Linked DNA regions of Homo sapiens: region 2 is linked to region 1. The links are chromatin contacts, found by Hi-C in ENCODE. All regions are on one chromosome and are shown on one strand. The core of a region is the stretch at or near the end of the contact, and the rest is flanking DNA. Distances in the headings are between cores, read along the strand shown.

Region 1 (6,547 bases), core at 725-3,224:
TAAACTCCTACATTTATCTTCAGTATATGGATACTCCTGAAAGGTAGATCTCTTTGCAAATGAAAAAACAGCTTTTTCTAAACTTCAAGCACTACAATGCTCTCAAGGGACACCGATTATTTGTAAAGTATAGTAATTTACAGAGCATCCCCATTTGATCTTTCTCTTTTTTTGAGATGAAGTCTCGCTCTTCTCCGCCAGGCTGGAGTGTAATGGTGCAATCTCAGCTCACTGCAACCTCCGCCTCCCAGGTTCAAGCAATTCTCCTGCCTCAGCCTCCTGAGTAGCTAGGATTACAGGCGCCTGCCACCATGCCAGGCTAATTTTTGTATTTTTAGTAGAGATGGGGTTTGACCGTTTTGGCCAGGCTGGTCTCGAACTCCTGACCTCAGGTGATCTGCCCGCCTCGGCCTCCCAAAATGCTGGGATTATAGGCATGAACTACTGCACCTGGCCCCAATTTGATCTTTCAAATCCAAATTTTAAGGAGTCCTGGACTCCTTAAAGAGTAAGTGTGTTTTGTCACAGGGAGTGATTCATATTATAAGCCAGGTTGACTTGCTCAATTTTAACATTAAGAGGACAGATCAGTTCTAAAATAGCAGTATTTATTTATATTAGCCCTCAAGAGGAAACAACCAAAATGTTTCATCAAATGAAACAAAATGTGGTATAACCATACAACGGCATGTTATTCAGCAATAAAAATAAATGAAATACTTATAGTGATACAACATAGACAAACCTTTAAAAACATGCTAATTTACAGGAGCCTGTCACAAAAGACCATAATTGTATGATTCCATTTATATGAAATGTCCGGAACAGGCAAATCTATAGAAACAGAAAGTAAACTGATCTTTACCTAAGGCTGGTGGGAAATGGGGAGTGGCTGATGATGGTTTCAGGATTTCCTTACGGGGTGATGGAAATGCTTATTGTTGTGACTGTTGCACAATTTTGTAAATACATTAAAAACCAGTGAATTATACACTTCAAGTGGGTGAATTACATGGCATGTGAATTATATTGTAATAGGGCTATTTTTTAAAAAATAAAATAACTTGGTTCAAGGTAATTGTGTATCAAAACTTTTTCCTGACATTGTGTAAATTCAGAGAAAGTGAAAGACCAGGATAAATCTAAGTAAACGATTGTTTAGATAAAGTATGACTGTAGTATGAAAAATGCTTGCTATGATGGATATTTGAGAAATTTCTTTTTGAGTTTGTTTATGTAAGCAGTGGTCAAATACATATTTAATTTCTCAAATAAAACACACTAACGAAAAGGTCCTATAATATGTGGCAAACATCATATTCCTGATTACAGTTAATCAGCTTTCTGACAGTCTGTGGGAATTAAATGTTGCAAAGCTGTAGTACATTATCAGGAATTCCTTACAGCCCAGTCTTATGTTAACACTTCACTTTCTCCCCTTTAAAAGTCATTTTTATTAACAACAAAATTCCTTCCTTGTGATATAAGATTTTTTCTTTTTTGTTACTTTTCTGATTATTTTTAAGGACAAGACTTCCAATTTCTTCTAACTTTATGATTCTCATAAAAATAAATCTCATTTATTCTGTTTTTTAATCCTAAGGATAACTTTAGCTGTTATTCTAAGATACTATTTCTAAGCATAGTGCTTTGGGTTTTGATAAATAACCCAAGCTATACAGAGAACATTCAGATGGATTAAAAGTGAAGAAATAAGAAAAAGCAAGCCAAATAGTTTTGTTTTTTTTTTTTTTCTTATCAGCAGGCTTGTCCTCTGGGAATGGCTAGTAAATCACAGATAAAAATTTTAAAATCACTTTATGACTCTCTGGGGAAGAGCTGCTGGAGGAGGGCACTAAGATTCCTGGTTAAAATTATTCCAGACAGGTCTGTGGAATGGATGGATGATGCTCAGTTCCATTTGGTTTAAAGTTTCAAAATCTTTGCTCCAGTTAGAATCAGAATGTGTCATGACTACAAATAATTGCTAAATTTACCCTGTTATTTAAGAAACGACAAAAGAATGATTCAGCGTTAATAAGTCATTTTTTCCCAGAGGCCTCCATGAGCTATAACTGAGAAGCTCTGACTCAGACATCATAAGCCATTTTATTGCACAGCACCACAAGGTACAGCTGACACTCTATCAGATCTTGTAGTTTATAAAGAAAGCATCTTATTCCTTATATTCTTTTATCCTAATAGGAATACTCTCCAGCAAATCAAGAACCTAAGAGATGAGGAAATGGAATTTCAGGGTGTAAAGAATTCTTAAAATTGTATGTTGCCTGGGCATTCATTTTGAATACACGTTTTACTTTCTCATACCAGGGCTCAGTCACCATCGACACAGTTTCTAGTTCTATGCCACACCCAAATGACTCAAGCCACAGATAAGAACTTTAAGTCAGTGCAGGCAAATGCCTTGATGGTTCCTCACAGGAAGGATAGGCAAAAAGGGAGCCCATTCTGCCAGGGAGGAGAGATGACTCAAGTTGTGACTGAGTCTTCACTACACCCTAGTTCTTTAGGAGGCAGCCCCAGGCCAGGTTTTTCCTGGAACAGTGGGGTGGGGCTTTGGGGGGCGGTTTGAACGAGAAGAGTCAAACTTTGTAAAATACTTGAAGAGATTTATTCTGAGCCAAATATGAGTAACCTCTCAGGAGGTCATGAGAACGTGTGCCCCAGGTGGTTGGGGCGCAGCTCGGTTTTATACATTTTGGAGAGGCATGATACATCAATCAAATACAGTTAATAAATACATTGGTTTGGTACAAAAAGGCAGGACAACTCAAAGCATGGGGGCTTCCAGGCTATAGGTGAATTTAAACATTTTTGATTGACAATTGGCTGAGTTTGTCTAAAGACCTTGGATTGATAGGAAGGGGATGTTCAAGTTAAGATAAAAGGTTGTAGAGACCAAAGTTCTTTTGAAGTCTTATAATGGCTGCCCTTAGAGACAATAGATGACAAATGTTTTCTATTCAGATCTTAATTAATCTGTTTAGGATTGGGAAGGTCTAGCAGGAAAAGATCTAGCTATGTTAATGAAGATTCTCTACAGATGAAAATTTTCCCCCCACAAAGAACAGCTTTGCTGGATCATTTCAAAATATGTCAAATAAACATCTTTTGGGGCAAAATAATTTGATTTCTTCCTTGTCTCATAATGTTATGCCAGAGTCAGGTTGGAAAGTAAGTCACGATATATAGGACTAAATAAAACCCATCTGATAAGAATTTATGATTTGTAGGGCATGACTCCCCAGGACTCCTAAATAGGAATTTGGGCAAGACAAAAAATCAGAGTTTAGTTCAAAGCGGTGTACAAGGTGAGCTCTCCCATTACCAGAATGATGCTCAGACAGGAATAAACTGATCAGGGGTCAGAGAAGAGCCACAATGGCATCTGCCAGTATAAACAAGTTTTCCGTGTGAGGGGCTCTCTATCTCAGGCAGGACAACTAGGCATTAAGCCTTCTACCAGGTAAAAAAAAAAAAAAAAAAAAGGCCTCCCGTGAAAGGCTCACTGTAAACATCCACATCTGGCTCTTGTTTATTTATGATTAGGACACTGTTGCTGGCCACCCTGTTGCTCTGGTATTGGAACACCAAGTGAGCTGGGTACACTCAAAACACAGAGCTGTTGATGGTACAAGTGTTCTCAGAAGTTAGTCCTTAAATCTTTGTCTTCTGATGCTCAGCAAGGTATCTTTCATTCACTGAGGTTGTTTTCTAGAAAACAAGGTCACTTAATTCAGATGTAAAGTGATAAACTTAGTTTTAGCTGCACATATTCCAAAGCATTGAGTTTTGTTTTGAAATGAATTTGACCAAGTTTGAAAAAAAAAAATTCTTGTTTAATTATTGTTGTTTTGGATTTCTTTTGTATCTGAAACAGTTTGAAAAATAACAATGATTTATTTTTCATTCTGCAGAATATGTTGAATATTCATTTAATAAGTTGACCTCAAATTCTCCATGAAAATAGAGTCCAAATTGGATTTGGACCACGTTTTCAATTTTTGTGTCACTGCTTCTCTCAAGAAAGATCACATGGTAACATTTATTCAATAAATATTTATTTACTATTCTTCACATATGCTAGACACTGTTTAGTCCTGGATATATGATAATAGAGTAAGTGAGTCTCAGTCCTTACCAAGAGAATTTTTACTGTGCTTGCAGAAAAGGAAAAATTGAATAAGTCATATAACACATTCAAACACATTATTTTCCTTTTGGTTATGATACTGATGATCTTCAACACTCCTAAACCTATAACGAGTTCAGTAATCAATTGCCTCTGGCAAGAGAAAAGATGCAACTGACAACAAATCATATTTTGCTTGGTCTCTACTAGCTATACGTTAGAGACTACTAATTTTATCTTTGCCAAGTGAAAGCCTCAGAAGAAGACACACCTTCTGAGTACTCTACTTAGTAAGAATGAAAGTAAACATATCTAACTCAGGTAGGCTAATTTCCCTCCAGCTGGAGAAGTCTCTAATTAACAATTGACTCATAATTGTTTTCCTTATTTGCAAATTAAAGGGCAAGAATTAGGGTGTGATTAGGATGTGATTAACAAATAAAGCCAGTGACTTGTCTTAGTGCCGGAAGACAATACCTGCCACTATCTGTTCAAACAATTTAGAGGCTACTCTCATGCCACTTCCACTGCCTCCAGAAGGCTTGGGAGTGGAGTGAGAAATAGCATTTGTGTTATGGGTTAAAAGGCAAATGCGAAAGATGAAAAAAAAGTTTTCATCTGAATGAGGGTCTACGCCCCCTTAATTTTACCTTTAAGAGTAACTTTTTGCTTTTATAAAGCCTTTTTGTTAATTTGCTAGAAGTTTTCTATGGCCCTAATCTATGACAGATGCTGAGCCCCAAACAATGAATAAGGCACATCCTTTGCTTTCAAGGATCAATGGGCAGAGAATAAGATTAGAGTGCATGCCATTTATGTGTTGTGTGAGATAGCTATGGTCACCTTTTCAATTCTAAATGTATGATGTCAAATTTGTGAATAGGAAAATAATGTCATTCCATCTCTGGAAATTATTTACTTAAATTCACAATTACTAGAAAATTTAAATGCATAATTTACAAAATTCGCATGTACAACACACATATCAAGAAAACGATGTTGGCCAGGCATGGTGGCTCACACCTGTAATCCCAGGACTTTGAGAGGCCAAGATGGGTGGATCATGAGGTCAAGAGATCGAGACCATCCTGGTCAATATGGTGACCCCCATCTCTACTAAAACTACAAAAATTAGCTGGGGGTGGTGGCACGCGCCTGTAGTTCCAGCTACTCAGGAGGCTGAGGCAGGAGAATCGCTTGAACCTGGGACATGGAGGTTGCAGTGAGCCAAGATCACACCATTGAACTCCAGCCTGGCAACAGAGCGAGACTCAGTCTCAAAAAAAAAAAAATAGCATTCTTGGCATCTTGCACCTGCTCTGGTCTATAAATAAACATTTTAAATATTACAATATTACTTATCAGACATGAATTTAGTAAAATTAAAAGATAGTATTTATTTTGTGTCACTATGTGATCTATCTCTCTAAGACTGTAAGATGAAAGAAAAATATGCCTGGGTTCTGGAGCAGAAATAAATCATGGTGAGTAATCCCAAGCCATATCTTACTAGCTGTGTAACCATAGGAAGAACATTTAACTCTAGCGCTAAAATGAGATGAATACTTATTTTAGAGGAGAGACTAGTAATACAGATTAAATAATATTGTGGCAATAAATCTCCTAATATAAATCTGTTTAGTGGTAGACATTTTTGGTATGTAGAAATAGATACATATTAAAATATCTAAAACAAAGTAGCAATAATAAGGGTAAGTTTAGGTTGAAATATCCACACATATTATTTCAGCCATGTATTTTTGCCAAATACAATTTTTGTTCAGCATTTGGCATCAACAAAACGAATTAATGCATACCTGCACTAGTCTTGTCATCACCCAGGAGACAATAAGCTTAAATTTCTCTTAGGTGGGGTCTGACAACTGATGGGCTCTAGCATTTTCTGTTCTTGAAGAAGACACAAGATAGTACACTGAAGAGCATCTACTTCAATAATTCTTTTCTTGTGTGTATACAAATTTAAAAAAGAAAACAGTAATATAAATACAACTACGAAGGGTCTATAAATCATGTCTTCCCTAGATAGTCTTTTTTCTTATGGCAGTGATTGGCTGTGATGTTTTCCAGTTATATAATCCTTTGAGTTTAGAATCTGGCCATCATTTAAACAATAACTTATCTAAAACATTATTTAATCATAGAGGAGACAGAAATTTGTCCAAAAACAGGCAGGGGTGTAATTCATCCAACAATGAGTAACTCAATGATATACACACCATAGTTGAACCAATTAATATTGATCCAAATGCATTTAATCTGAGTTCAGCAATGCCAGCAATCCAATTAAGCTCAAGATTCCATAAAAGCTACATTTTATTAATCAAATGACATTTAAAGATGTTTTATTTTGTTCTTTACTTTATTTTTAAGGAT
Region 2 (6,590 bases), core at 370-2,869, 500 kb after region 1:
GGCGAGAGACAAAAGACTACATATTGGGTACAGTGTACTCTGCTCGGGTGCTCTGGGTACACAAAAATCTCAGAAATCACCACTAAGAACTTATTTGTCTAACCAAAAACCACCTGTACCCCCCAAAAGCTATTGAAATAAAAAATAAATAAATGAGGAAAAAATTACCACTCATGATTTAGAAAATACCAGATATACACCATATATAAAAGTGATTCATGTATTGGCACTAGCAGTCAAGGACTTTAATTATGATTGGTAACGCCAAGAATATAGAGACAAATATAGAGAAAATAGACAAAAAATGGACAATGTAAGAGGATTGAAATCTATAAGAAAAAAGAAGTAGACATTCTAAAGCTGATTTTAAAAATATATTGATTTAACAAACCAGTGGGTGAGATTAATAGCACATTAGATATAAGAAAGATTGGTGTTACCAAAAATTAATAATTAAAAAGTGTTAAAAGACAGAAGTACAAAAATGAATAACACATAAAGTAATGTAAGCAATATGTGAAATAAAGAGAAAAGATCTAGCATACCTATAATTGGAGTTTCAGAATGAGAGGAAAAAGAGAATGAAGCAAACACAATATTTAAGATAAAATGGCCAAGAGTTTCCAAAAGCAGATGAAAGACACTGACACAAGGATTTAAGAAATTCAGCAAAACATAAGTTTAATACATAAATGTAATATGACTACAGAAAAAACAAAATTACATTTAAGATTTCTGTCTCCTCTATTTCTTCCCTCTTTCTCTATTTTCTTATGGTTTTCACCAGATTATTTTTATTTTTTATTTTAAAGTTACTCACATACTTTAATCCCACCAGACATTTTTCAATTTCAGTTTAAAGTTTGAAAGACTTTAAGGGTAAACGATCAAATGACACTCAACATCCAATCAAATAGCTATTAACTAAAGCAATTACATTTTATGCCCAGTATTCTTTCAGAACACTTAGAAAGCTAAATTAATCAATATATAATAAGTGCTAACATTTTAATTCAAAACTTTTGGAGTAATCCAAGTTTATTAAGACAGTTTTGCAGCCCAGCTACTTATGATCTACAATTTGGGGTAGGCTGCAGGGAAAAAGAAGGAGAGTGGCTAAGAAACTGCACTCCACATTTGAAGTTGATAATTATGCTTACAGTTCTGAATATCTCTGTATTAGTTCATTTTCACACTGCTATAAAGAACTACCTGAGACTGGGTAATTTATTTAAAAAAAAAAGAGAGGTTTAATTGACTCACAGTTCTGCATGGCTGGGGAGGCCTCAGGAAACTTAAAATCATAGCAGAAGGCAAAGGGGAAGCAAGACACATCTTACATGATGGCAGGTGGGGCAGGGGCACAGGTGTCACACTTTCAAAACATCAAATCACGAGAGAACTCACTCATTATCATGAGAACAGCATGGGGGAAACCACCCCCATGATCCAATCACCTCTCACCAGGTCCCTCCCTCAACACTTGGGGATTACAATTTGAGAAGAGATTTGGGTGGAGACACAAGTCCAAACCATATCAATCTCCTATGGGGACAATAGCAGAAAGCAGAGGAAAATCTCAGTGCTAAAGGAAGTGAGATTACTTCATAACACACCCTGATGATGAGAGGTTATATTGTGTCAACTTCTTAACTTATACATGTAACTGAGTGATGACACAAAGAAGTAAATGCCATTGAAAGAAAGTTTTTAATACTCACCATTTCCCCTGGTAATGAGAGGCATAGCATACCATACAGGCTACCCAAAGTCTGTCATATGCATGGGTAGGAAAGCAGACAAACAGAGGAACTGGGACTATACTTGTATGACAATCGTGGAATAAAGTAACTAGGTGGAAATGTTCCCTACTGGGAACTAAGAGGAAACAGGCAGGTCAGGGTTAGTGGTTGGGAGGATTGTAATACAACTTCTGCATGTCCATGAAAGCTAACTTGCGGTAAAGATGTAAACAATATTGGTTGTTAGTTTGGCCCTGTGATCCAGCAGGCTTATGGAGAGGTTAGGAATAATAGATGTCAAATAGTCAACACAGAATCTGAAAATATGATTAATACAGGAGGAAATGTCTCACATTCCAATGTTCATGATGCATGCTTTCTTACTTCTTCCTGATTTTGTCAGCTTCCTTGTGCATGCTATAAATAGAGAATAATGAGTTTGTCCTTAAAAGGAGAAAGGTTTCACAATATGTTCGTGGTGCTTTACTGATAAGGTCAGCCCTTTTTTTGTGTATGTATAGAACATTGTAGTTCTGGTATTAGTGACCTTCATTCATTAATTCACTTATAAAGTATTTATTAAAACCTACTATGTGTTAGACATTGTGCTAGATGCCAGCAATACAACAGGCTCATAACATCACTCCTGCTTTCAAAAAGCCTCCTATCTAGTGAGAATAGAGATAGTCATACAGGTGATTAGCTTATAGTTTGGTTAAGTGGTGAAACTTAGAAGAAGAAAAATTAACTTGTAGAGGCCTTTGTAAAAGTACTTTATGAGAATTGGTGGGGTTGGATCCACATTATTATGGGCTAAATATTTGATGGTCATATAAAAGTAAAAAACTTAAAATGCAGATAGTTTTGGCTATACTCTCAATCACACACTGTGTATTTGTTTCCACAATATTGTTTATCAGTTGTAATCTCTTCTAATAGTGGTCTTGTTCATGCTAGTTTGAAGTCTTTCAAAAAGCTTACATATAATGAGCCAACTATAACACAATATGAATCATAAAATATGTAAAGTGAAAGTGCTACAGAAACACAAAAGATAGAACTATCGTATGACTATGTCTTTTGCTTAGGACTGTAAGAAATCATCCCATATTTTTTATGAGTTTTTTGCAAGTCTCTGCACTAGGAGGTGAATTGATAGATTTTATTTCATCCTTCACTCATTTTAACCAACTCACCTGAGTTGATATGTTTTGCAGTGCCTAGACCAGCTTGCTCTGCCTAATGAGCATGATTTTAGGTGGCCCTATCTGGTTATCAGAGGGACTTTCATTTTCAGCTCCAACATGTAAACAGTTTCAAAGTTGTCACTCCCATTATTACAATAAGAAAAAGGCTGAACAAACTTGAAATCAACAAATTTTCTCAGATGCATCAGAGAATTGAAGTAACAGGGCAAACCCCAGACTCTGGAGAGATTGGAGAATACAGAGATTCATAGCCAAATACAGGCAATCACAGCCAAGATCAATTTAACAGGAACAGAACTGTTAGGCCACAAACTGGTGTGAATACTTAAATAGTAATTTTGATGAATTGCTGGAGACTAGTGTGAAAGTGACAATTCCGAGGGTTTCAGTCCTAGAGCGACTCCCATATTTTCACAGGTTTTACCTAATGGAGTCTCACTCTGTAAAGATTTTTTTTGAAATCCTCATATTTATGGCAAAGGAAAGAATAAAGTAACCATTTTGAATAAAATCCCAGGGCATTTTCCATAAGAAAGTCCTACTCTCAGAAGGAAATCTTTACCAGGTCCATATCTGAACTGGGAGAAGGCCAATTACCCCACTCCAGCTCCATTTAGCCTTCCTACCTCATCTAAAGGGTGGAAAGGAAGCTAAGAAATATTCCTGAAAGGCAACAGCCCAGGGATGGAGACACACAAAAAGACTGAGTCCCAATTGCAGTATAATAGAACACTTACCCACCCACTCACACACACACACACACACACACACCCCTTACCATCACATCAACAGGACTCCTGTATAATAACAATGAATACAACTAAAGGAACAGCAGATCCTAAATAAAGCTCAGATCCTAAATAAAAAGGAGTCTCTATGGAAACACAAAGACAACAGAGGATACAAAAACCAGGACTCTAGAGGAGTCTGACGCTCTGGCTCCTACAGTCACAGCAAATATTGAAAACAGCCTACCTTCTAGCCAGATAAACATAACTTCTTATGCCAAAGACCTATTTACCTCAGTTCTTATTACCTAATAATCATATCTGGCTTTCATAAAAAAATACAAGGCATGCTAAAAGGCAAAAAAGCACAATCTGAAGAAACAAAGCAAGCATCAGAACCAAACTCAGATATGACACAGAATTATCAGATAAGGAAGTCAAAATTACTTTGATTCTTATATTAAGATCTCTAATGGAAAACATAAAAATAGATATGCAAGAACAGATGAATAATGTAAGCAGAGAGATGGAAACTCCATGAAAAAAAAAATGGAAAGAAAATTCTAGAGATCAAAAACCCTGTAACAGAAACAGAGAATGTCTTTGATATGCTCATTAAAAGACTGGACATGGCCTAGAAATGAATTAGAGAGCTTAACCTATTTCCTATTTAGGAAAAAAAAAAGTGCAGCTTGCTGCCAGCACTCATTTAATTTTACATAAACATGATCTTTGAGGCTGGAGCAGATCTGACTGATTTTCAATGTGAAAATAATGTATAAAAACTGTTTTTGGAGTTATTTCTAAACAGAACTTGTCTCTAATCCTAATATAACAGAAATGTATATGATGGTTACAGACAATTCTTGGAGCAAATGGAAACTGGGTTAAATATATGTCTATATAAACTTGCCATACTGGATATTATAATTGCATATCCTCAATCAGCAACACTAGTTCATGGGCCCAGACAAAGAACTTAAAAGAAATGAATTGGACACAGATTTAGTGGTGAGAGAAAAGAAGAAAAAGCAAAATTGGCAATTAAGGGTATAATAAGGTTAAAAATTTGGGAAATAATATAAGATTAAATCAAGTAGGGCCGAAATGGTATTTATATGAATAATTTGTAATAAAAGTTAAATGCACTAGGTAATTATACAAAATACTACTTCACTTCTTTGGAGAAATGAGCCTAAGCTAATCTTTCTTAGATGATAATGTCAAGGCATTACACTTCAGGCCATTGAAAAATATTCTGGATATATTATCTGTTGATGGCTAGGAAACATTTTTTAATTTATTTTAATTCTGTGACACGTTGTTTCTGGCAGAGGAAGAAATAAAGTAACCATTTCGAAAAAAATCCCAGAGCATTTTCCATAATGAAGTCCTACTCTCAGAAGGAAATCTTTACCAGATCCACATCTTTCTCTCTCTCTTTCTCTCTCTTTCTCCTCCCCCTCTTTCATTCTTTCTCCCTCTCACTTCTCTTTTTTCCTTTTTGCCCTCTCTCTCCCATCTACTCCCTACCACCAAAGAAATCAGGGGTTTACCTTCTTAAGACCATACCTCATTTTCTCCTCTTGTACTTTACATTTATTGGGCTTTCAAATACTCAGAAGCCCTGTTTTCTAGTTCTTCACAGTTAACAATAAAATCTTAATTATACATACAAAGACACTAAGAAACAAAGAGATAAAAACAGCCTCTTTAAGATTACACAACTGTAAATAGAAAAGCTAGGACTCAAACCTAGGAGTCTTCATATAAAATTCATGTAATTTTTATCTTACTATGTTGCATTTCATATCTGCAGGGTTCCTCCTGCCACTTTATCATCCTCAGTATCATATACTAAATGTAGATTTCAATATGCATGACTAGTAGAAATGAATTTTTAGTTTTATGTTATGAAACTCCAATCAACCTGGATAGCATAGCTACCAAAGTCAAGCATTTCTTGCTATTTTGAAAAAGTTCATTTAAACTTTACTAAATACTGAGTTTAACCCAAAATCCTTCCTGTACACTAAGACAGCCTAGATGACTCCTCCTCAGTATAAAGGACTGGGCATGTTTAACATTGCTAGGACAATGCTATTTAGAGTTTAGGAGAAGCTAGCAGGACACTTTGACCTGGTGCCGTCCACCTTCCAAACACACTCAACTATTTCATATAGACAGAAATATAGTTTTAACCCCTGAACTAGTGGCGACATCTTTTCTCTCCTGAGGCTGAATTATGGATCCCTCACATCTTATTTGAAACACATTTTTACCACCCTTTGTTCTGCTCAACTCCTCACTTTCTCTGTTAAACTATTTATTTCAGTTAAGTATATCACAATTTATAGGCTATATTTTTCAGTTCATCTTGACCCAGGGTCCTGGAGAGTTTCCCTTATTCATTATTATTTTATAAAACACTCACTATATTCTATACCATGGGCTCAGTGCCGTGTAGAAAATACAAACAAAGCTCAGCTCTTGCCCAGAGAGGTCAAAATCTGCTAGAGAAAGTGGGCATATGCATAGATAATGCTAGTACTGGAATATAAATTTCCCAAGAGAAACAGAAGAAGAACTCAAGAGTTTTTCCCCAAACGTTCTTATTTCCTTCACTTTAATATTTACTACCCTTGATGGTACCAAGCTTAATTTTACATGCAAACATGTTTGGCTATTTCAGCATCAGAAATTATTTAGTAAAAAATAACCATAAATAAAAACCAAGTGACATTTTCAGTATTTCACTTCTTAACCAGAATAATCTTCATCCACATAAGGATGTTACAGAGGGAAAGATATCATATAAACATCACATTTAAGCTTCAGAAATGGTTTCAATTAAAGAAATGCTATTATCTCCTAAGCCCAGCCATTTAAATTCTATCAGAGAGTCTTGGCAT

Evidence for each region. A loop is a pair of places that touch in the nucleus more often than their neighbours do. Pooled maps may share reads with other maps.
Region 2: a map of PC-9 shows a loop between it and region 1 (18-fold over the local background). The contact joins two enhancer-like sites. A Hi-C loop is called at or near these places in 5 of 168 maps with a recorded cell type or tissue (MCF 10A, PC-3, PC-9 and 2 more) and 6 of 50 pooled maps.

What each region holds. Positions count from the first base shown.
Region 1 is chr6:48,825,082-48,831,628 of GRCh38, forward strand. No RefSeq gene overlaps it. Among named protein-coding and RNA genes, the nearest start is that of MMUT, 630 kb to the right of the region's middle. RefSeq lists an enhancer at 1,692-2,891. Within about 2 kb of position 1,975, at least 10 of the 41 ENCODE cell types and tissues checked have a DNase peak (open chromatin) inside an H3K27ac peak, as active enhancers do; they include PC-3, PC-9 and endothelial cell of umbilical vein, where a contact is called at or near this core.
Region 2 is chr6:49,324,437-49,331,026 of GRCh38, forward strand. No RefSeq gene overlaps it. Among named protein-coding and RNA genes, the nearest start is that of MMUT, 140 kb to the right of the region's middle. Within about 2 kb of position 1,620, at least 3 of the 41 ENCODE cell types and tissues checked have a DNase peak (open chromatin) inside an H3K27ac peak, as active enhancers do; they include PC-3, PC-9 and endothelial cell of umbilical vein, where a contact is called at or near this core.